Linked DNA regions of Mus musculus: all the other regions are linked to region 1. Evidence: chromatin loops called from intact Hi-C (ENCODE). Cell type or tissue: gastrocnemius. All regions are shown on one strand. Each heading gives the region's core, and the rest is flanking DNA. Links, peaks and the distances in the headings are about the cores only.

Region 1 (7,200 bases), core at 1,705-4,204:
GGCAGTTTATTTTGGGCATATATAAGTACAGTAAAATCTGGGAAAAGGTTTCCTGATGTAACACAATACCATATGTACAGTGGATCATAATTACACTGAAATTCTTCTCAAAGCTCTGTCATTTCTTCCATGAAGATGGATTCTCCAGATGTGCTATGTGTGTTATTTTAAGGGCCTAGCAGATCTGTGAAGTATGGTTTTGGTCAGACAAATAGTGCAGAGGCCATCTAGACTACTAGCTTCCTCAGGCCCTGATTGTGGGAATTTGGGGGAACCGGGAATGGCCTAGCCCTACAGATAATGCAGCAGCAGTCACATAAGCTACTAGCTACCTCCACTCCCAGGCCTCTGGGTGTGGGAAGCAGTATAGATTCCTTTGAAGAGACAACCCTGAATATTTAACATTTGTGGTTGTTCTAGTGATTATCTGTAAGCACACTTTTTATGGTGTCTTGGAATCCTAACATTGAGGAAGAGGAGACAGGCAGATCCATGGAATTCACTGACTAGTCAGCCTAGCCTATATGGCAAATTCTGGGCCAGAAGTATTTTAAAATATGATCTTCATTTGAAAGCTAACCAGAATGTCTGGGAAGACATTTATTCTTTAAACTGTTTTTTTTTTTTTAAAAAGGTATAGACACTTTCAGAGAAATGATACACAAAGTAATTCTTTAGTCTCTACATATAAGCACAAACATGTGCCCTTGTACCAGTACATGCATGAACATGAAACACCCACATATATCATGGACATATAAGTAACCAGAAGCATCAAGAGTAAGTATATTGCTGTATCTATATAAGATTTTAGATATGGTCAGAAGCAGATGTAAGATTGGGAGGAAAAGGAAAGTTAGTATGAGGCTAACCATGAAAGAGGAACTAGTCATGAATTGAGAAGGAAGGCTATGGGGTAACTACGTGTCTTATCATAGATACCGACTTCTCTGAGCTTGTAACTCCATATTCCTCCACTCTAAGGTCAGAAGTGATTCAGGGGAAACCACACGTCTGATGAAAACTCAAGGAAAGGGCCCAGGTGAGAGCTCCAGAGAACACCAGAATAAGTAACTCCAGGCCCATGGTACCTCTTCTGTTTCCTTATCTGAACTGGGCACAACACCCTACCCACAGCTTGTGTGGAGACTCTTAATTAACATAGTTAATGTGTGCTACCTGTGTTCAAAATATCTAATGTGCACCTATCCCCTCCTCTCTCATGCCAAGCTCAAAGTCTGGATAAAAATGTTTGGATCAATTGGAAGAGAACTTCTAAGGACTTTAGGTTCTGGACTTGGAGTTTAAGGTTCTCTCAGAGAGAAGTTATCAACTCTGCAGAAATTGCTATAGAACTTTTCTGGGATAGACTCAACCTCACGCCCCATCTCAAATGCCCGAGAGAACAGTTACCACCCTCTTGACTTCTCATCCAACCAACTTATGCCCATTCCATTTTCTGCACAAGAAGACAATCATATGGCCCCCGTAGCTCCCAGCATAACACAGAGCATCACTGGATCTCCACCTCTGCAGGTTGGGCACAGTGTTTTCCAGTCAGTAGTCAGCTTTACAGGGTTAGCTGCATCCAGGAACAGCTGACAGCCTTTTTTAGCCGAGCAGCTGCTCTCTGATACACAATGTCCCTAACGCTCAAGGTCTGGTGAGCGGTCATTGTTTTGTATCCATATCAGCATTAACCGGTTCCTTTGATAGTCGGAGGGTATCTGGTCTGCCATTGAAAACCTTAACCATCAGAACTCTTAAGTCACATTAACACATCATCTAGATCAATGGGGGTGGGGGGGAAAGGGAACTTTTGGGGTTTAAAGAATTGATAATGTGGAGGAAATCTCTCTCTCTCTCTCTCTCTCTCTCTCTCTCTCTCTCTCTCTCTCTCTTTCTCTGACACACAGACACACACACAGTTGTATACTAAGGGATGTTTGTTGAGTGCTATTCTCTGAGCGTAACAGCAATCATGTTCCTCAGAACAGTGGTGACTACTTGTGACTCTCAAGATAGGATGTGCTGACTGTGGATCTTTCCTCCAGGAAGGAGAGTGACAGGAGGGTCATTGAACCCTTACTTGAGATTCTAGCTACTTCCTCTTGCACCTCTCAGACACCCCTAAGTAGGTGCTAGAGTATGCCGACTATAGAAGGGTATCAAAAGAACGGGGAATTCATGCTGCGGTGAAATTTTTAGGTGTGGTTGCTTTCAGATCTTCTGCGCTGCTGGGTGGGAAGTAACTTATAGCAAGCTCAAGAAACCTTTTGGTCCAAGACTGACTTCGGTGGAATCCTACTTTAGTTTGTTGTTGGTACCCTATCTGGGAGGGAGTGGTTATTTCCTTAGGAAAATAATCATGAAATAAGGACACTGTCACAGCATCATAGACAGTGGCAAGTTTTATCCTGAATTGGATTGCTGCTACACTGGCTATTGAGAAGGAAATGGGGTAGAAGACTTTAAGAAGTGCAATAAATAGTGTGATAGTCTTTTAGCTCAGCTCAGAGAATATCACCCAGAATGGGCACCCATTATTACAGAGATCAAGTCCTTTTAGTCAAAGGACCTTTGCCTCAGGGTGAAGAGAGTGGCTTAGAGCTACACTTTTAAACCTATTCAAGAACTGAACTCAAACAGGTCAGAGGTCTACACAAGGATGCAGACATAAGCCAGTTTCCCAATATTGCCGATAGCGTCAAGGATCTGTTTACTCACACGGGGCCTGTCTGCCACAATCCTTGTGTCTGTCACCCTTTCTCCTTCGTGGTTTTAAACTGCTCATTATGCATGGAACTTGATTGCCCAACCCTGCTTGGGGGATGAAAACATTAGCCAACAAAGAAAGAAAAACAGATAAGGAGGTCCACTTCTGGAACAAGTCAGACCGGGGAGAGATCAGGGCCAGGGGGAGCCAGAGGGAAGGAGTTCCTCGGGGGCCAGGACCTGGTCACAGCGCCCTCTCTCCGCCCAGCCCTGCGGCTCCAGGGCTGCGCGCCTTGGGAGGGAAGATGGTGAAAGCAGAAGCAGCGCCTACACCGGGAGAGCAGGGAGGAGGAGTTGGACTGAGGTTGGGCGGCTCCGAGGTCCAGGGCGAGCTTGGCCAGAGGGAGTAGAGAGCAGCGGGGCTGCGCAGGGACGCGTGCCGTGAGTTCCGGTGAGCGTGTGTGTCCCATGCTCCCGTCTTTCAGGCCGGCCCAGGACACGAAGCCGGAAGAGAGCTGGCTGGAGGGACGGGGGCCGTGAGCAGAGAGTGCAACCCGCGCAGCCCCGGGGACAGGCTGATTCTTGGCGCTCTCCGCCGGAGCCTGCCCAGGGCTGGGTGTGAGGCTGGCGTCACGTCAACGAGCAGAGGCGGCCAGGCGGGGCGGAGTGCGCGTGCGCGGGGCGGCGAGCACGCGCGCGCGCGCACCCCCGGGCAGCCTGGGCGGCCGCTCCTGCCTGTCACTGCTGCGGCGCTGCTGGTCGGTCGTTTCCCTTGAAGGCAGCAGCGGAGGCGGCGGCTGCTCCAGACACCTGCGGCGGCGACCCCCCGGCGGCGCGGAGATGTGGCCCTTGGCGGCGGCGCTGTTGCTGGGCTCCTGCTGCTGCGGTGAGTGGCTCGGGGATCCCGGCTCTCAGGCTGGTGCGCAGCACCCAGGCGCCCCCGCAGGAGTGTGGGCTGCACCCCCGCCGGCCAGGCGGCGCCCGGAGGAGAGCAGAGAGAAGAGGAGAGGGGTGGCGGGATGCGCGGGCCCTGCGCACCCGGAGCGCCACTGTGGGAGGGCCCGGCGGGGCATCGGCGCCCCTGCCTCCTCCCTCTGCTCTCCTTCCCTAGTCCCTTTCCCCCCCGGGGAGAGCGGGCTGAAGCTCCTCACTCTCCAGTGCGCACACGTAGGAAGAACTGGGAACAACCGCAACTGTGCAAAACCCCAACTGCAAAGAAAGCGAGGGGGCAGCTGCCGCCCCCCCCATCCCCTCCTCTTGCACCCCTCTCCTTTCTCAGAGCTTTCACGCAGCATTTGGGGTTGAAGGACTAGAGTGGGAGGCCCGGGCCTCTTGTGATGAAGTGCGCATTTTGGTGAAGTCGACCAGAAAGGCTTTTTGCCCTACCGCGTAAGCACTGGAGCAGAGAGAACACGGTGGACCCAAGTTTTATTTCCCACCCAGCTTTTATCGAAGCTTTTTTTTTCTTTCCCTCCCTCTGACCGCGTATTTTTGTGGTTGTTGTTTTGAATCCTCAAAACAAGCTTCCTGGAAACACTTCTCGTGACACCCCCGCTACCCCCCTCCCTTGCCAGCACTTTAATATATTCCTTATTGTAGATTAAAGTTTTTTTTTTCCCTCTTCCTTGGAGCAAACGTATTTTAAGATTTGCCCAGATATTGCCAGTGGTCTAAAGACAGTAATTGCCAGGGATGCACCTCCTCTTTTGTAAAGTATTTTGCTGTTTATGAACGCGTACCTCCTTTGTAAAAAGCCGAGGGAAGAATAGGAATTTTTGTGACCATATACCGCCCGGCAAGCTTCATATCTGCAGATTCCTCTGCGAACTTTTGGTAAGAATCGGAACAGACTTGCAGCAGGATAACAGCAAATGTTAAATTTGTCTTAGGATGGATGCTAAATTAATTGAACCTTAAACTGATGGTTAACCTCACAATGCCTTATAAAGGCCAGTGTTTGGGATCTATTTCCAAGATGCCCTTAATACCCTGCCCACCACTTCCCTCTCCCAATCATCCTGGGTGTTGTAGCTGATAATAATAAAGACCTGTGTTATCTAAATTGTTGGTATTGGATGTTTTCTGATTTTAGTCGTTTTTACTGTGCTTGTTACCATCGTTATCATTATAACACTGTTTTCAAATACCTGTTGTATAATCAGAGAGCTTTCATATTGAGCCAGATACAAATCTGTTATAAAATGCTACTGATTCAGACCATGGACAGTGAATCTTGTTTGTCTGAAGAGTGAAAAGTCTAAGCCATATATTATGTTTTTTTTTAAGCCTAATTCTCAAGTAGACTAAAAAGCAAAATTATTAGAATTGTAGTTTTGGTGATAGGAATTGTGGTAGGCCTTTGTTAGCGATAATTATGATCACATTCATTAATGCTCATTTTGTACAATGTTAGTACATTTGGTTCTATAAGGAGTTGCAAAATTCAGAACTTTCACTATTTTTATTGTGTTTGCTATTGACTAGGAAAGAAAAACAAACCCAAAATACAGGCATTATGGTTTGGGGTCGTTAGATGTTTGTAAATCAGCAATTGATAATGTTTGTCAAAGATAAGATGGACTTTTGTTTGTGTATCATATGTAGGTTCGAAAGAACACACATGAAAGCATGCTAACAGTCTCAGAACACAAGCAGTAGGGAACCTGGAGACTGGATTTAGCATCTAGCATGAGATGAAAGTCACGGATTTTTAAGGTTCATTTGTGCTGAAGTTCGATTCTGTTTTCAGTTTCATTTATAATGAAATGGGTAACCAGGGGCCATGTCCTTGTAATCTTCACAGTTTCACTGACCTCTGTGGTAAAGGGGGAGTGGGGTGGGGTTCCAACACCCTCTTCAGCCAATTACAGCGGAGTGCAGCCCCATGTAACCCTTTAGAAGATGTGGAATGAATGTCTGTATTCCTTCCCAGCATGTCCAGTTATACTTCCTTTAAAGGCATAGCAGTTTCCAGGGTAGTCACCAACTAGTAAATAAAACCTTAAATAAATAATATCAGTTGTATATGTGAACCATTAAAATTTTTTTTTGATGGTTGAGTTATTTTTCTTTGTTCAGAGTGACTTTTAAAAGTCAGGCATGCACGTGATTAAATTAAAAAATGTTTTTATTATCTAAATATAGCAGTAATTTAGCTGCTCGCATAAGAAGGTTTTCGTTTCTCCTGAAGAATAGATTGTTTTAAAGCACACGTTGCCAGTTTAAAGGAATGAACGCTTCTGTATGCGTCCTTGTTTGTGGGGCTGCATCAGCAGTCTGGAACTGCATGCTTTTGTACTGCATTAAATGTCTAAGGTGGCATACTTCTGCTGTCTTCTTGGTTTGGCAGATGGCTTATCTTCATCATGGAAGTGCTAATGAAAGTGTGGAAGGCCAAGTTCTAAAGGCAGAAGTGCCCACCCCCTCCATTGATATATGTTCTGAATACAAAGTCATCAGAATTCGTGGCTTTACTTTCAGCAGCCTTCTTTCTGTGCTCTCATGTATGGGAAGTTTTACCTGTCTTCCAGGCTTTTGCTGTCATAGCTTTTTATATCAAACACAAAAGTCTACATTTTTATAGCTTGTGCCTCAGTCTAATGAAACCCGTACCCGATTATAAAGTTACTTTCACTTTGCATATGAGTGCAGTAACTCTTTGGAAAGAATAGGAATAAGGTTGTCGATTCAATTTTGCTAAACTCAGTATAGTGCAAAAATAGGAACCAGAGCACTCAGCAGAAGTTCTCACTTCCCCAGACCAGTGGTTCCCAACCTTCCCAATGCTGCGGCCCTTTAATACAGTTCCTCGTGTTGTGGTGACCCCACAACCATAAAATTACTTTTGTTGCTACATACTAACTGTAATTATGCTGCTGTTATGAGTCATAATGTAAATATCTGATATGCAGAATATTTGATATGTGAGTCTGGGAACGGATCCTTCAAAAAGGACCATTCAATCCTGCTCCCCCCCCCCCAAAAGGGGTTGCCACCCACAGGTTGAGAACCATAGCTCTAGAAAAGACTACAGACGTGGAGTTTCCCTCTTGGTGGCTGGTTGCATGGAATTGAAACAGAAATGAAAGGCTCCGCCCTTGTCTGAATATTTCATTCCACACCCATGAAGCATTGCACAACAAGAGCTGGAATTTCTTCAAGCTTCCATCTTTAAGGTTTAGGTCAAGAGAGTCCAAGTGGAAGAAAGAAAAATTACTCTTCTTTTTCAGCAAGTGTGAGCTCAAGTTACAGCCTGGACTGGAGCACTCTACAATACTCTTAAAGGCATAGAGACACATTTCAAACTTGTGTGTCTCTTAGTAACTTACTGTGTGGTTTATTGAAGGAAAACATGTTTATCTTTCAGTGGCACTTGGTATACTTCAGTTCATGATAAGGTCATGCTTCAGGATATAACTGACTTTAGAACATCTCTAACCTCTGTAATTCTAGGTTGACTAGTTTTGTTCTTATAAGGACTCTTTA
Region 2 (7,200 bases), core at 2,494-4,993, 89 kb before region 1:
AATGTCTGGTCATCAGAATATTTTGTTCATTATAAATCAACTGAGAAAAAAATTTTTAATCTAATTTAGATTTTATTAATTCAAAGTAACTCAGAAGAATAGAGTGAGAAATATTTATGTATTTTTCCTGTAACTGTTTAAAAATATATTATTATGTTTTCACCATTTATATACAAATGATCTTAAAAATACCCCAGATGACACCAGGCCAATGATGTGATGACATTTGGGGTTTCTCCCCTCCTAGCAGGAAGCCCTGTCTGAGCTGGGTTCAAACAGAGAATTCATCTCTCAGCAATTATCCTCCATTACGAACCATCCAGTTTGACCAGGCTAGTGGTCATCACCTCTGGCTTGTATTTCAGAAAGATCATCCAGGGTTCTAATGCTCTGCACACAGCCTGGCAATCTAAAGTGGGATGTGGGGATTTTCTTGCAGTGTCTCAATGGGTTCATTATTTGGATCTCAAATGCATCTTTCTTTCCTCTCTAGCTATTCTATTCTCTGTTCCTGTAGACAAACCTGTGTTGAACACATCCTTAAATACCCACTTAGCACTTCTTTTCCTAGAAAAGTTAGAAAATTTAGCCTCAGTACATCAAACATTGAACCAGTTCCCATCCTAAAACTCTCAGGTGTTTAAAATACCACCGCAAAGCTGTGTGAATGTCAGCAAGTCATTGGCTGTGTTTTAACCCTATTTCTGGCTTAAGACAAACCGAGGAAAATGTCAGGCAATTCCCTGACAAACTGATACTCGGAAGGAACGTTTTCATTTCGTGCTGTTTCTCTTCTCCAGCTCCTTTGGTGAAGATTAAGCAGAGCTTAACCAAGCTGAAGCAAGAAACTGTTCAGATGGACATTAGAATCGGTGTGGTGGAGCACACGCTACTTCAGTCAAAACTCAAGGAGAAGTGCAACATGACCAGGGACATGCATGCAGCTGTCACCCCAGAGTCAGCAATTGGCTTCTATTAAACACGTGGGCTTCCATGCTTCTGATTATTTCGTTTTTATATCAAATGATTTTTTAATGTTGCATTGATTTCCAAACACAATTTATACTTCTTCAAGCATATTCAGTGGGTATTTTTGCACATGTGTTAATATCATGGTGATTATGATGGCCAAAGCCTGTACAATGAATATAGTATTTAATAAAGTACTTAAAATTATCATGTTCAGAGAAGTGTTCACTGGCATTACCAATGGCATACTGCTGCCTGGTGGCTCATTAGTATTTTTTGTCTAAGTGACACATGGATCATGTGTATCCTGTGACCCTCTGGACTACTGACAGAGGACTGGTACCTCTGAGGATGCCCAGAGCTGGTACCATTCTACAGTGACCACTAGTACTTACATATTAGAGAAGCTAAGAATAGGAGTTAGAGTTCTTCGTAGGAAGCCAAACTTTCTTGCCTCATCTCTAGAGTTGATATTACCACCTCCTTAACTGTAAAAACAAGAAAGTTCAGTATCCACGTTAACAGGTGAAATCTAGTATTTGAAATAGTAGCTCTGCCATATTTGGCTCAGCTACTGTAACGAGGGAAACGATGCCTATGCCTGTGTCTGCAACCTATGCATTCACATGGAGTCAGCTCTGCAAACATGGTTCTGTAGAAGCCACCATGATGAATCCCATGGTCACCCTCTGGTAGTGACAGTCCTTTATTAGGCACCCTACTCAGCAATTTTTCTAGACTATGATTTCTAAGTCAGCCACATAAGCATTATTGAAGAGTAGCTTTTCTGGGCTGGGGGTCTGGGTCAGTTAGCACAGTTCTTGTCTGACAGGCAGGCTCTGGATTTGATCCTCAGCACTATAGAAACAAGTTGGTGATGCACACCTATGATGTAGCTCTCCAGGTGAAGCAGGGGACTGAAGTTCAAACTCATGGACCGGCAAGATGACTCAGTGGGTAAAGGCTCTTGCTACTAAGTCTAATAACTGGGGTTTTATCCCCAGCTCCAGTGGTTTGTACACATGTGTACACCTAGACACAAGTGTGCACACATAGACACACACACACAATAGGTAGGTAGATAGACAGAGAGACAGACAGATACCCTTCATTAGTTTGAAGAAGTAAAAATCACTTCATAGTAAATTTTGACTTAAAAATGCTTACGTTTATTTTTATGTTTAGGAAAAACATATTAAAATATAATTTTAAATCCTAGTACCTTTCTTCCCTAAATTTTTCTTTTTCTTGGCTCTTACTTTCTAGATATATAACACATTTATACACAGACACCTTTGGTGTTCACTAAAACTCCCAATTAGTTTAGATAAGAGAAAAGTTGATTTCTATCATAAACTACCACCCAAGACAATGGCAGTCAATACAATGGCAAGTAAGACAGTTCATTTAATCTATAAAAGGGAGTAATCCACAGTGGGATGATAGGCAATATGGAGCTCCTCTGCTGTGCTCAGTGCAATAGCCAAATAGAAAATGTGAAACAACTTCTTTGCCTAGGTTCTGTTGTAGCTGTGGATGCCAGAGGTCAACATGTGTCATTTTTGAGATAAGGTTTCTCACATGGATGTCACCAATAGCTTCATTGACCAGCGAGTTCTAGGGATCTCCCTCCCTCCTCCTCTATCTCCCAGTGCTGGGTTCGCAAGCACATTTGACCACAGCAGGCTTTGTAGTGGGTGCTGGGGATCTTCCTACTGCACGGCAAGCCGTTTACCTACAGAACCACCCCCCTTCCCCATTCCCTAATTATATGCTCTGCAAGGGTCTAGAGCATTGGTTCTCAACCTGTGAGTCAGGCCCCCATTTGAAGGTCACCTAAGACCATTGGAAAACAACAGATACTTACAGTCTGTAACAATAGCAAAATTATAGTTACAAAGTAGCAATGAAAATAATCTTACAGTTGGGGGTTACTACAACATGAGGGACTGTACTAAAGGATCACAGCATTGGGAAGGTGGAGAACCACTGGTCTAGAGGCAGGGACTACCCAACTACAAGTCTGTGCAATGCCTAGAATTCAAACATTGATATCTAAATTATCTTCTTAGAATTTTTTTAAACAAATGAAACCAACGCATTCCTTTTAGAGAACTGATTCCTAAACTGGGAAGGAAAGTATATATGTACCAAAAATGTCTGGCTCTGCCATAAAGTACTCAAAGTATGTTGGGGAAATATCCAATGAACAGCCAGATACAGAGACAAGTTGAGCATCATAATAATGAACTGTATAACCACAGGCCCATATAGATACGACTCCTTACAATAGGATGTCTGATGTGTGACAACGTGGATGCTGCACTTAGAAAAACACCAGCTGCAGGTACCATGCTAGCTAATTGGAGGGAGAATCATCAGTGAATGCCGAAACGACTAGGGGGAAGCTCGATGAGAAATGGGGTGACTGCATGGTTTCATTGTAGAAAAAGTAACCCACAAAGAGAGAAAACTGTCAATATACACTGGAAAATCCGGTACATACCACTTACATTAAGTTGATCAAAGTTAACATCACCAGTCTTGGACAACTACCGTTTACCACCTGAAGAGGGCACACAGTTGTTGGTCATACTGGAGATGCATAGCCTGAATATAATAACAAAATGACAGCCACGTCCCAGTTGAGAGGCTTGTACAAACAGCCTGTGTGCTTCAAAAGTGACTAGATGAGGTACAAGGACCAAGGAATTGTCCCTGACTATAGGGGAGAGCAGAAGCATGACACCTGAACACAGCACTGCTCTAGATTGGACCCTGGATCAGTAAGGAGATGTAGACTGGTGCTACAAAGTACATTTTAGCACAAAAGGAAAAGGTTGGGTAAGGTCTATACTTTAGAAAATTGCATCTTAATTTCTTAAGTTGGTTTTGAGCCGTGGTAATTGAAAAGAATTTATGTAAAATAGTACACATAATGATTTAGCCATAAAAGGGCATCATGCCAGCAGTGTAAATGGTTCAGGAGACGACTATGTGTGTATTGGGGGGAGGGGGAGCTAGAGTTGTATATAGAAAGATGAAAGTGATAAGTCATGACATAATAGTTCAATCCTGATTACCTTGATTGGATTCTGGCCCACATACAACATGTTCCATTACTATGTACAACTAGCATGTTAATTTAAAAACCTAACAGGCAGTATGGTTTTTGGATGCTATTTCTCAAGTCTCTACCAAGCAGGTGCCTAAGATTATGCTAAATTTAAAAGAATCACCATGACATAATATTGTTAACTAGTCATTAAAAGCTTTCACTAAAAAAAAAAACAATAGAAATTATGATAAATTGTTACCATATTGAGAATCTGGGAAACAGATATGTAGAAATCTGTTGAACTGTTGCAGCTCTCCTGTAAGTCTAAAGTAATAGTTCATACAGGTGACATGCAACTGGGCAGCCTCTCCCCCGAATATACCATTCATTTATTAGAACAATATGATCTTCCGTTGAGATGCTGTAGTTCACCGATAAAACAAAGTTATAATTGTATTCACTGATCAAATTGAACAAATTCTCAATCAATCCAAACAAGGTTTCTCCACCTCCCCCTTTCCCTTTCCCTTAAATTTGCAAGCAGTGCTTAGGTTTTTACTTTTGTGGTTTGTTTTTTAAGAGTATCAGAACCTCTGTTGGAAGGGTTCACAGAGAACATGCCCATGCAAATAGGTATGAGAACCCTATGTCATCTGGTGCTATGCCCCATCCCTTCACGGGTTTCAAGAGAGCCTGTGTGAGAACACGAGACGCCTGTGGATTTGGCTCAGAGCTCCCAGCATGGATGATGAGCAGGCACTCTGTGCTCCCTGAACACAACACAGTATGAAGATGTAGGCTTCCAGATGATCCACTGGCCATCCTAAAATTGGGCCAGACGCTGTTCTTAAAATTTGTGTACAAGTAAGAAAGGTCTTGAGAGGACTAAGAGTGTAGCTCAGTGGCAGAATGCAAGGTTATCATGCAGAAGGCAATCTGTTGAGGTCCTAGCTACAACCCCCGTTAATATGTTTTATATATTTAAAACAATGTTACAATAGAATTTTAGAAGGTGGAATTGTGTGACCCTGTTTGTGAAATTACAGTGATTATAGCTTCATTTTTTTCCAACTTAATGTGTCTAACAACTACAAACCTTAAACTGCTTATTCTTAAATTAGAAATTTACTCTGTTAAATAAATAAGAATGATTTGAATTCACATTTTTATAGGCTGTTTTATAGAATTTAAAATGCAAGAGGGAGAGCAATGGCCACCTCATATTAACAGATCTAAGTAATGCCTCGAGCATTAGAATCCTGTAATTGTGTAATTTTAATTCAGGCACAAAATTCTAATCTGATTTATGGTTCCACTCTTAGCACCTTGTTTCAACCCAGAGTGTCCCCTTTATTATCTGTCCGTGCCCTACGTAGTACACTAACACTTTCAAACTGGCCATCAAACTGCCTCCGTCAGCCATCATCTGCCCAAACTGTTGCTCTGGGCTCTTGGATGGCTTCAAGGTCCTGTGCATAGTCTCTGGGCTCTTGGATGGCTTCAAGGTCCTATGCATAAACCCTTTTGTATAACTCGGAAGTTACTTCATGGCTGCTACTCTCCTGCCCTGCAAAATATTCTCTGTGCTAACAGCTGGGAAACTCTCCATTGCCTGGGCATCAAAATCAAGTGGACAGCTTAATAAAAATACCTATGTGCCCCACCCCCACCCCTATCCAGAACTAAGCTACTTACAATTGGCAGGGGCAGGGAAGGGATGGCTGGTTTGCATGAGAATGGCCTCATTAGGCTCCTGCTTTTGACTGCTTGGTCCTGTGGGTAGAGATGTTTGAGAAGGAGTAGAAGTGTGATCTTGTTGCATGTGGTTTGTCACTGGTGGTGAGCTTTGAGGTTTTAAAGGCCTATACCGCTCCAGTTGGCTCTCCCGCCGCCATCTCCTGTTGGTTCTAAGCTCCTAGCTACTGTTCCAGTGCCATGCCTGCCTGCTGCTGCCCTGCTTCCTGCCATGATGGTCTACTCACCCTCTGGAACTGTAAGACCCAGTAAACTCTTCTGTAACTTGCCTTGGTTATGGTATCTCTTCACAGAAATAGAAAAGTAACTAAGACAGAGGGAGAAAATCGGTTTTCTTCAAAGACATGACCCTTGAGAAACATAGGTCTACCATGTTCCAGATAGCCACACACCAAAAAGTTTGGGCTTCAGGCTCAATGGATTGAAAAAGAAAATAAATTGATAGGGTAAGGAGGCTGGATCTAAAGAGAGGTAGGAGGAGTGATTTTGATAAAAATACATTGTATGAAATTCTTGAAGATTAATAAAAATTTTAAATGCCTAAGCACTAAGTCCCCTTCTCGAGTTTTACCCCATAGACATGGGTGTTTTGTTTTATTATGTTTTAATTGTGGGAGGGTTATCAGGGATTTAAAAATGCTAATGTTGATATTCAGTTATCTACAGAATCACCCATCTGAAGATCTCCCCCTCGCCCCCCCATGTACAAGTAAGCAAAACATTTCAGTGTGAAGAGATTTGTTTTGTTTGTTTGTTTTTTGGATTTTTTTAAGACAGGGTTTCTCTGTGTAGCCATGGCTGTCCTGGAACTCACTCTGTAGACCAGGCTGGCCTAGAACTCAGAAACTCGCCTACCTCTGCCTCCCAAGTGCTGGGATTAAAGGCGGGCACCACCACACCCGGCGTGAAGAGATTTCTTTAAAGAGAACTTAAACTCATTTTTCTTCTCGAGTAGCTTATGAAATGCTAAGGCCCCATCTAATAAGTACCATAGATTAAATTAATACACAATGTTAAAAGAAACTCAAGAGAAATGAAAAGAACCACCTTTAGAAAACCGTTTGTCACCATCTTCACTGTTGTGAAGAAGTTCTCCCAGCTAGGCCTTCCTAGAAGAATTTCAGGTCCACAGCTCCTCCTACTCACCCGGTGTCCACCACACCCCTTATCAAGACCATGCATCCTGTTTCCACACATGCCCCTGGGTGACCTTCTCTAGCTCCTCTCAAAGGCTTGTGCATGGAAGAACCCTGGCCCACAAGTCCAGCCAACCAGATCCCAGTTCCAGGTGTGTTAGTAAGAATATATTCACAATATTCCTGGCACCAAATATGTGGAGTTGTCCACACCAACAGCCAGTTTCTTCCATCTTGCACATGTCCCCTTGCCCTTCTGACGAGTTGTGACTCAGCATAAAG
Region 3 (7,200 bases), core at 2,291-4,790, 350 kb before region 1:
AATTTCTGGGTTAAAGGAATGAATTTTAAATTTTGAATATGCTGCCAAACGGCAAGCCAATAAAGCAGGATGCTTCCTGTGGAGCCAATGTGGTGTGCATGATGTGCTTTGGAAGCCAATCTGTTGCTCTCAGAGTCTTCTCTGTTGACCTGTGTTGTACTTGACCAGCTCTGACTGGAGTCTTGTCTGTTGACCTGTGTTGTACTTGACCAGCTCTGACTGGAGTCTTCTCTGTTGACCTGTGTTGTACTTGACCGGCTCTGACTGGGCTGTGAGATGTGTTAGAACTGTAGCCCCCAAACTCAGCCATGTAACCACCTGGGAACAGGAAGCCAAGCCCACCACAGAATTTCTGATTCAGTGGATGGAGCCTGCAAATTTGCATTTTTTACAGGCTTTCAGGTGAAGCAAATTCCCATACTTAGGGTAGGACTGGAATATGGGGGCTTGTTTTGTTCTGTTTTAAGCTCTGCCGGTGATTGTAAGGCATAGTCAGAGTTGAGGCAAACTTCCCCTACATTTTCTCCAAGCAGGAAATGATTATTATTAACCCAAGAGTTTTCACTTGATGTCTTTAGTATTGTAAGTTTTTAACATTCTTGGCTTAACTCATTATAGCATATGACTTCAGAAACAGAGGAGCAGATGTGTTCTTGACTCTCATTCTTCTGGCTCCAGAATTCCTGGTACTATTTGGCCCTGCTCCATATCTTTTAGAGAATAGAGCCTCTCTTCAGGAAAAATCTGAACCAACCACAGTAGTGTAGTATCAGGTGTCTAAGGCTTGCCACTTTCTGGCTGACTCGCTGTCAAAGGCTTGTGTTTATGAGAGGCTCACTAGAACTGCCCTGTGTCTGAGTGAAAGCTACTGTCCTTCTAGAACCCCATCTGGCTGGCTGGACTGTCTGGGATCATGCTTTGGCTGCTGGTGGATGGTGTCCTGCTTATGCTTAAAGTTTCTATCCCAGTGTTGATTGGTGACTGGCACAATGAGACACTGGTATCAACAGAGAAGCACACCAATTAAAGTGCAGGGATTCCTGGACTGGGGTCTGTAAACGAGAGGAACTCTGTGTAGAATCTAGCACACCCACTGAAGTGCAGGAATTCCTGGTCTGGGGTCTATATGTGAGAGGAACTCTGTGTAGAATCTGACATGGCTCCTGAGAAGCAGAACTATGTGAAGTTATATGTATGCATACATATGTGCAAGGCACAAAACTCTGAATTAGGCTCTGAGGACCCCAACCTTCATCAATTATTGAGACCATTTCTGGCAGCTGGCAAAAAAATATATCATAGAAGGGATGCCTTCTAACTTAAAGTAACAGTAATGGGTAGCCTTGCCGTAAAGTTACCAAGGATAAAATTGGTCCCAGTAGTCCTTTGTAGAGAAAGTTGTGCTGATATCATGGAACAGAGATGAAACCTCCTCTCCAACATAGATGGTCTTTCCTCTCTCCCCAGAGCTAGTTTCTAGTCTCATGAACCAGATTTGAAACCGCATCAAGAATTTAGCAGAAATGGAAAAGGTCATGTTATTGAATCAATAAGAGGCCAAAGCCCAGGCCACACTGGAAGAAACAGAGGTAGATCAGAAGGGAAAGGAAATTCTTCCTTGGTGTAGTGGCTGTTCCTGGTTGTCAACTTGACTATATCTGGAATGAACTGCAATCCAGAATTGGAAGACTCACTTGTGATCCTGATCTTGAGGCCAGAAGATACAAGTTTCTGACCTGGATCTTGGCATGGAGATCTTGGGGTATAGTGGCTATGAATCCCAGGAGAGTAAAGCAAGGAGATCTCGGAGTTCAAGGTCATCTGGGATAAAGCAGGTCCCAGGTCCAGGTGTGGTGGTACACACGTTTAATCTAGGCCACACCTTCTGCTGGAGACCTACGTAAGGACATTGGAAGAAGGAAGATCCTCTCTCTTCTTTTCCTGCTTGTCTTCTGGGACTGAGCAACTGCTAGATCTTTGGACTTCCACTCAAAGCTGCAGCGGACCATTGTTGGGAAGTTGGAATACAGTCTATAAGTCATCACCAAATCCCTTTACTATATAGAGACTACCCATAAGTTCTATGACTCTAGAGAATCCTGACTAATACACTAGGGAAGATCAGCCTTCCCGAATTAACATGTACCACAGTATGGCACCTACCCATATGTCCATAACTCCAGTCTCAGGGGATCTGACACCTTCTTCAGACTTCCTAAGACACTAGGCATGCCACTAATGAGTATACACATATGCAGGCAAAACATCCATACAGGTAAAATGCTGTTTATTTGGTTTTTTTTTTTTTTTTTTTTTTTTTTAGTCAAAAGACTAAATATTCTCATAGCTATCTCCTCTTCAAACAATCAGCTAGAATCACTTTCCCTTGGCCCAAAGAAAGACCTTAGATAGGTTTTGAATGAGATTCTATGTGGTATTCTCAGACAATGTTTCTGAAAGCCCAGCCTATTTGGTAGAATCTTCAGTGTTAAGATACAAAGGTCACAAACAGTATCTGGCTTTGTCCCTGGGGTAGGCTACATAATTGGGAGAATCCTGAAAATGCCCTCATTTCCGAGAAGACTGAACAAGTGAACTGACAAGTTGGTTAATAAACCCTATGTAACCTCTTGACTCCCAGATGAACTCCATCTTCTTGATTCAACCTTCAACTGTAGACACATTGACTCATTGAAATTCAGCAGCTCTCTATACCACCACCAGGACAGGAAATAAAAGGCTCAGCAACTAATTTCAGGCAAAGACCTTTAGGAAGACATAGTTATGATAAAGACTGAGAGACCACCTGTACAAGCAGTGTCATTAGATCCACCTCAGCACTACAACTCTATCAGAAGCCAGGGAGGCAGATGTGTCCACTCGGCACTGTGTGCAGCTTTCCAGTGGCCAGCTCAGCTGGTTCTAGGTCATACTTATTCCTTTGTGTTTTCCATGTTTGTATAATGAATATTTTCCCATAATCGAATGAGTTCAGGTGGTAGAGTGGTGTCCCTGGAAGACTAGCTCTCATTTGCTTGATGAACTGTTTTCTTTACTTCCTGTCTTTGACTCTCTGACTATCCTTTCTGGGGGCCCACTGAAACAGCTATGTTAGCTATAAGGCTTCAGTGGTTAAAAAGTCACACGTAAGGTACTTTTCCACTGCCAGCTTTAGCTCTGTGTAGTATATCTTCCTTCTAGTGCGTTCAGTCAACCATCACTCAGCCCAGAGGGTGACATTGAGGACACAGCGCTCATTCCATTAGTACCACTAGATGGCAGTATATTCTACCAGCCTCATCAGGGCATGGCTTTATCAACTTGGCCATGTATTGGGGGTTTCTTTTTATTTGTTTGAGAATTTCATACAACATATTTTGAACTTATTAACCCCTGTCCCAATTCCTTCCTGAACGCACTCAGACACCCTCCTTCCCCATCCACCTAATAATAATATGCAGTTCCTTTTTTTCTAATTTCCTTTCTTCCTTCCATTCTTCCTCCCTTTCTTCTTTCTTTCCTTCCATGGAGTCATTCCCTCATAATGGATCTGAGGGCATGCATTTACAAGAATATATATATATATATATATATATATATATATATATATATATATATATATATATATGCATCCTTCCTTGTTCTACATTTAATACTCTTGACTGATTCATCCTAAAAGTGGAATATTCTAGAAAAATTCAAGCATAATAAATGTAAGCATTTAAATATAGTCACATCCAACCTGGAAGTTTTCTATTTTAAAAACTACTTTAGAATTCCAGTTCTTGAGCTATAGCTAAAAGGCCTAAGAATTAATGTGTGTATATATATATATATATAAACTCAAGTTATCCCCGGTGAACTCCTCTAAACCTTCATGTTCTCAGTGCATTGTAGAAGGTTAAAGGTGTCCATTTCCTCTTGAAGAGACTTACCATTCCCTCTGAGTACGTTCTTATCTAAGTGTTTGCTTGGGGTTTATACTGAAGTCAGCACCAAGATAACAAAGGAGATGTAACTTTTTTTATTTGAGAATTATTATTCTGTTTTGCTTTGAAAGCTAACGGTAAGCATTCCTCGGGCTACAGAGTTTGGTTCATCGTTAGAACTGGCCAATTAGAATTGGACAGAGTTAACTGGCCAATAGACAGTAGTCCACTTAGGTTCTCATGTCATTAATATCTAGCAATGTTTTGTTTGCATTTCTTATTCTTTTATATACATTTTGTCTTTGGAACAAGTCTTAAAGTGAACATGTTAAAAGTAGGGGCATCTTTATAACAGTCCTGGGAATAAATCCTTCACCTTTATCTAACTACTCAGAGATTCAGTAGATCTTCCTACCATAATAAGAGTCCTTTACACAGTAAAATCTGTTAAGTGCATCCTGAACCATTTTATTCTGCATTTGGTGGCATTAGGGCACTACTGTGTTGCTTGTTCCCTAAATGCTTTTCCCTCTATCTGTCTGTAATGTCTATAATTAAACATAAGGGCCCAGCTAGGAGTTGCATCCTTCCTTGTTCTACATTTCTAATACCCTTGGCTGAGTCTTCCTAAAAGTGGAATATTCTAGAAAAATTCAAGCGTAATAAATGTAAGCATCTAAATATAGTCACATCCAACCTGGAAGTTTTCTATTTTAAAAACTACTTTAGAATTCCAGTTCTTGAGCCTAAGAACCTCAGTTCCGTGAGGGGAAAAATATGGCCTGTACAAACAACTAGTCCATCCTGTTCTAACCTTTAGGGTCTAGTTTGAACCCAGAGCTCTCCCAGGAACCCTGAAGAGAGCTGCTTCAGCAATGGAGATTTTTGAGATTTAAAGAACCCCAAAAGTTCAATTCAGGCAGGGCCTTCGTTGGATGCCTTTAACATATTCACTTCAGAGAGCTCTGGAGTGAGATGAGAAGAGTCTCCGTCACGGCAGCTTCAACTCTCAGAAGCGGAAGCAGAATTTGAGAAGAAAAGGAAGAAACAGAAAACCAGAGGTTTGCACCCTCGCGCTGATGAGCAGCGGCTGTGGGTTTCGGAATCTTCTCAGGAACAGAGTACATCCTATGTGGCTGCCTTTAGGACAAGGTTTGGGGTCTTGCCAAAAAAACAAAGCAAACCAAAACCAAACCCAAACAAACAAAAACCAGTCTCACTGAGCTCTAGAACCTAGGGCATTAGTGCGATATCATTCACATGGAGCAAACAATGCTAATAGCTGCAGGTTTTATTTTCTTATGTTCAGCTGTCATATGAGGCCCCAGGAAAACATCAAAATGCACTCACAGGCCACACACACACACACACACACACACACACACACACACACACACTCGCGCACACACGCAGAGGGGGGCGGGGTGAGAGAGAATTCGAGTATCCTTGAATTCAAATCCCTTTCTTAGGTGTCAAAAAACTGAAGATGCTGAAGCATGGAAGAAACACCTGTCAGATGAGAAAGAAAGAAGTGTTTGCAAGTCCCTGCCTGCTACAGGGAAAGGGCAAAGGCAAAACTATGGCTGCTTGATGCATCCCTACTGAAAGGACTGAGTGTTAATGGTGTTAGTGTAACTAAGTGACATAGGCTCCCATTTGCTGGATCTCTTCTTTATTCTGTCATGGCAAGTTGGTGACTTCACACATTATGTTGCTTAGCTTCTAGGGGGAAGGTGGGAGATAAAACAAATCAAAACAAAAACAAAACAAAAAGCCCACCAACTACAGAAGGTGGGGAGGGAGGGGAGGGAGTCAACATTGCCAAAGTGTTTCTCAGCATACAGATCAAAGGTACAATTACAAACTCGGGTGATTAACAACAATTATATTATCTATCTGATTAGTTCCCCTAGGTCAAAGCTATGTGTTAAAAAGGAAATCGTTTGAGCCTGAAGTTTAACTTGGTTTCAATATATTGGCTAGGCAACTAAAGGACAGTCAAAACCAAAACAAAGGAAGCCCATTAATGTGTAGACTGGCTTCTTTCTCAAAGGTTGTTTTCAGCCTCAGTTCCCATGAGGTCAATATTTAATAAGGGTGTCAAGCTAAATTTGGCTGCTTGTGTGTTTGAGTTAGCCTAGCTCTTGCTTTCTGGCATTTCATAGAATTGACTGTGGTGAGAAAATCTGGTCTACTTGAAAGACTGCGAATCAAGCTCTCAAAGAAGGTTCTGATGCACTGCAAAAATACTGTGCCTTGAAGTCTGTCCTACTTCCTTCCACAAAGAACAAAAACTGAAAGTACTTTTGCAAGGGAGAAAAAAAAAAAAAGCTTGATTTCAGGTAACGTCAAACCTCAGCTATAAATAAACTCTGTGAGGAAACTGAATCCGCAGAGAGTCTGTGTCGCATCAGGTACATCCGAATGTCGGAGAACAGCTTCCCAATTATAATCATCAGTGCAAAGGAAGTCAGAGATCCAAACAGCTAAGGTTAAGAGGAGAAAGCTGAAGGGATCATGAGCTGTGATGGGCGGGAAAAGGAAGGGGCGGCTGAGGCTCTGGCATGAGCTCAGTATACGCGCGTTAGCTGATGACTCACAGTGGCTATAATCAGTACATCCAGAAAGGACAGATGAGCATCTCACAAAACAGTGCGCACCACCCCAGACCCTCGCTGCTCTGTACGAGTGCAGATTGCAGCAAATGCCCTTCCCTAATCGTGTGATTCAGTCTGAGTCTAGTGCAAGGAGGAAAGGGCGTAGAATTCCAAGGGAAAATATATGTAGTCACGAAAGTCCAAGCAATCAAGAATAATAAGACAAATTTTAGACCTCAAAGGAAATTATCACCAGAAAGCAGGATGAGGTTCAAGGTCATGCTTCTGTAATCTCCATAGAAACTCAGGCAGTCTGATAATACAGAACCCAGAAAATTGAAGGGACAGAGAAAGCAACAGAGGGCGGAGACTCGACCAGACCTTAATAATGTAGCAAATTGTGATTGAACTCACTAATTCCCGAGTGACCCAGCATGGACCCATTGGTAGGGAAATGACGGAACAGATGTTACACAGCCTCCTCTAGACTTGATAAGACCTCCACACTCAGGAACTCAAAGGTGCCCTAGTTGCCTGCAGGCAATCAAGCCAATCAAAATTCCAGCAGAGATGGGCGTGGAACTCACAGGCCCCACCTCCAAGCTATTCTTATTGATGGCTGCTGGGAGGATAGTTCCTTTTCTTCCAGGGATGTGCTCCTTGGTAGGTTGCCC

What was found. Hi-C counts contacts between places; a loop is a spot of excess contacts. Peaks named below come from ENCODE experiments on the same cell type or tissue, not always from the same donor. Only the 100,000 strongest peaks of a DNase experiment are listed, where the experiment ranks them.
Region 2: it touches region 1 in a loop (2.2-fold over the local background); 19 of 42 quality-filtered maps call a loop at or near these places.
Region 3: it touches region 1 in a loop (3-fold over the local background); 14 of 42 quality-filtered maps call a loop at or near these places.

What each region holds. Positions count from the first base shown.
Region 1 is chr16:49,852,232-49,859,431 of GRCm38, forward strand. It overlaps Cd47 (CD47 antigen (Rh-related antigen, integrin-associated signal transducer)), which reads left to right and starts at 3,430. Exons shown (of 9, transcript NM_001368415.1): 1 at 3,430-3,601. The coding sequence starts at 3,556. It also overlaps Gm4633. In gastrocnemius, for the core only: CTCF peaks have their summits at 2,959 and 3,660; DNase peaks (open chromatin) are centred at 3,363 and 3,774; H3K4me3 peaks cover 1,831 bases; H3K27ac peaks cover 2,032 bases.
Region 2 is chr16:49,762,942-49,770,141 of GRCm38, forward strand. It overlaps Gm15518 (a long non-coding RNA gene), which reads right to left. Exons shown (of 5, transcript XR_003951928.1): 3 at 6,830-7,200; 4 at 1,365-5,800. It overlaps Ift57 (intraflagellar transport 57), which reads left to right. Exons shown (of 11, transcript NM_028680.3): 11 at 801-2,185. The coding sequence ends at 979. Among named protein-coding and RNA genes, the nearest start is that of Gm15518, 9.4 kb to the right of the region's middle. In gastrocnemius, for the core only: a CTCF peak has its summit at 3,534 (motif pointing right); DNase peaks (open chromatin) are centred at 3,564 and 4,763.
Region 3 is chr16:49,497,767-49,504,966 of GRCm38, forward strand. No RefSeq gene overlaps it. Among named protein-coding and RNA genes, the nearest start is that of Gm4802, 89 kb to the left of the region's middle. In gastrocnemius, for the core only: a CTCF peak has its summit at 3,273 (motif pointing right); a DNase peak (open chromatin) is centred at 3,254.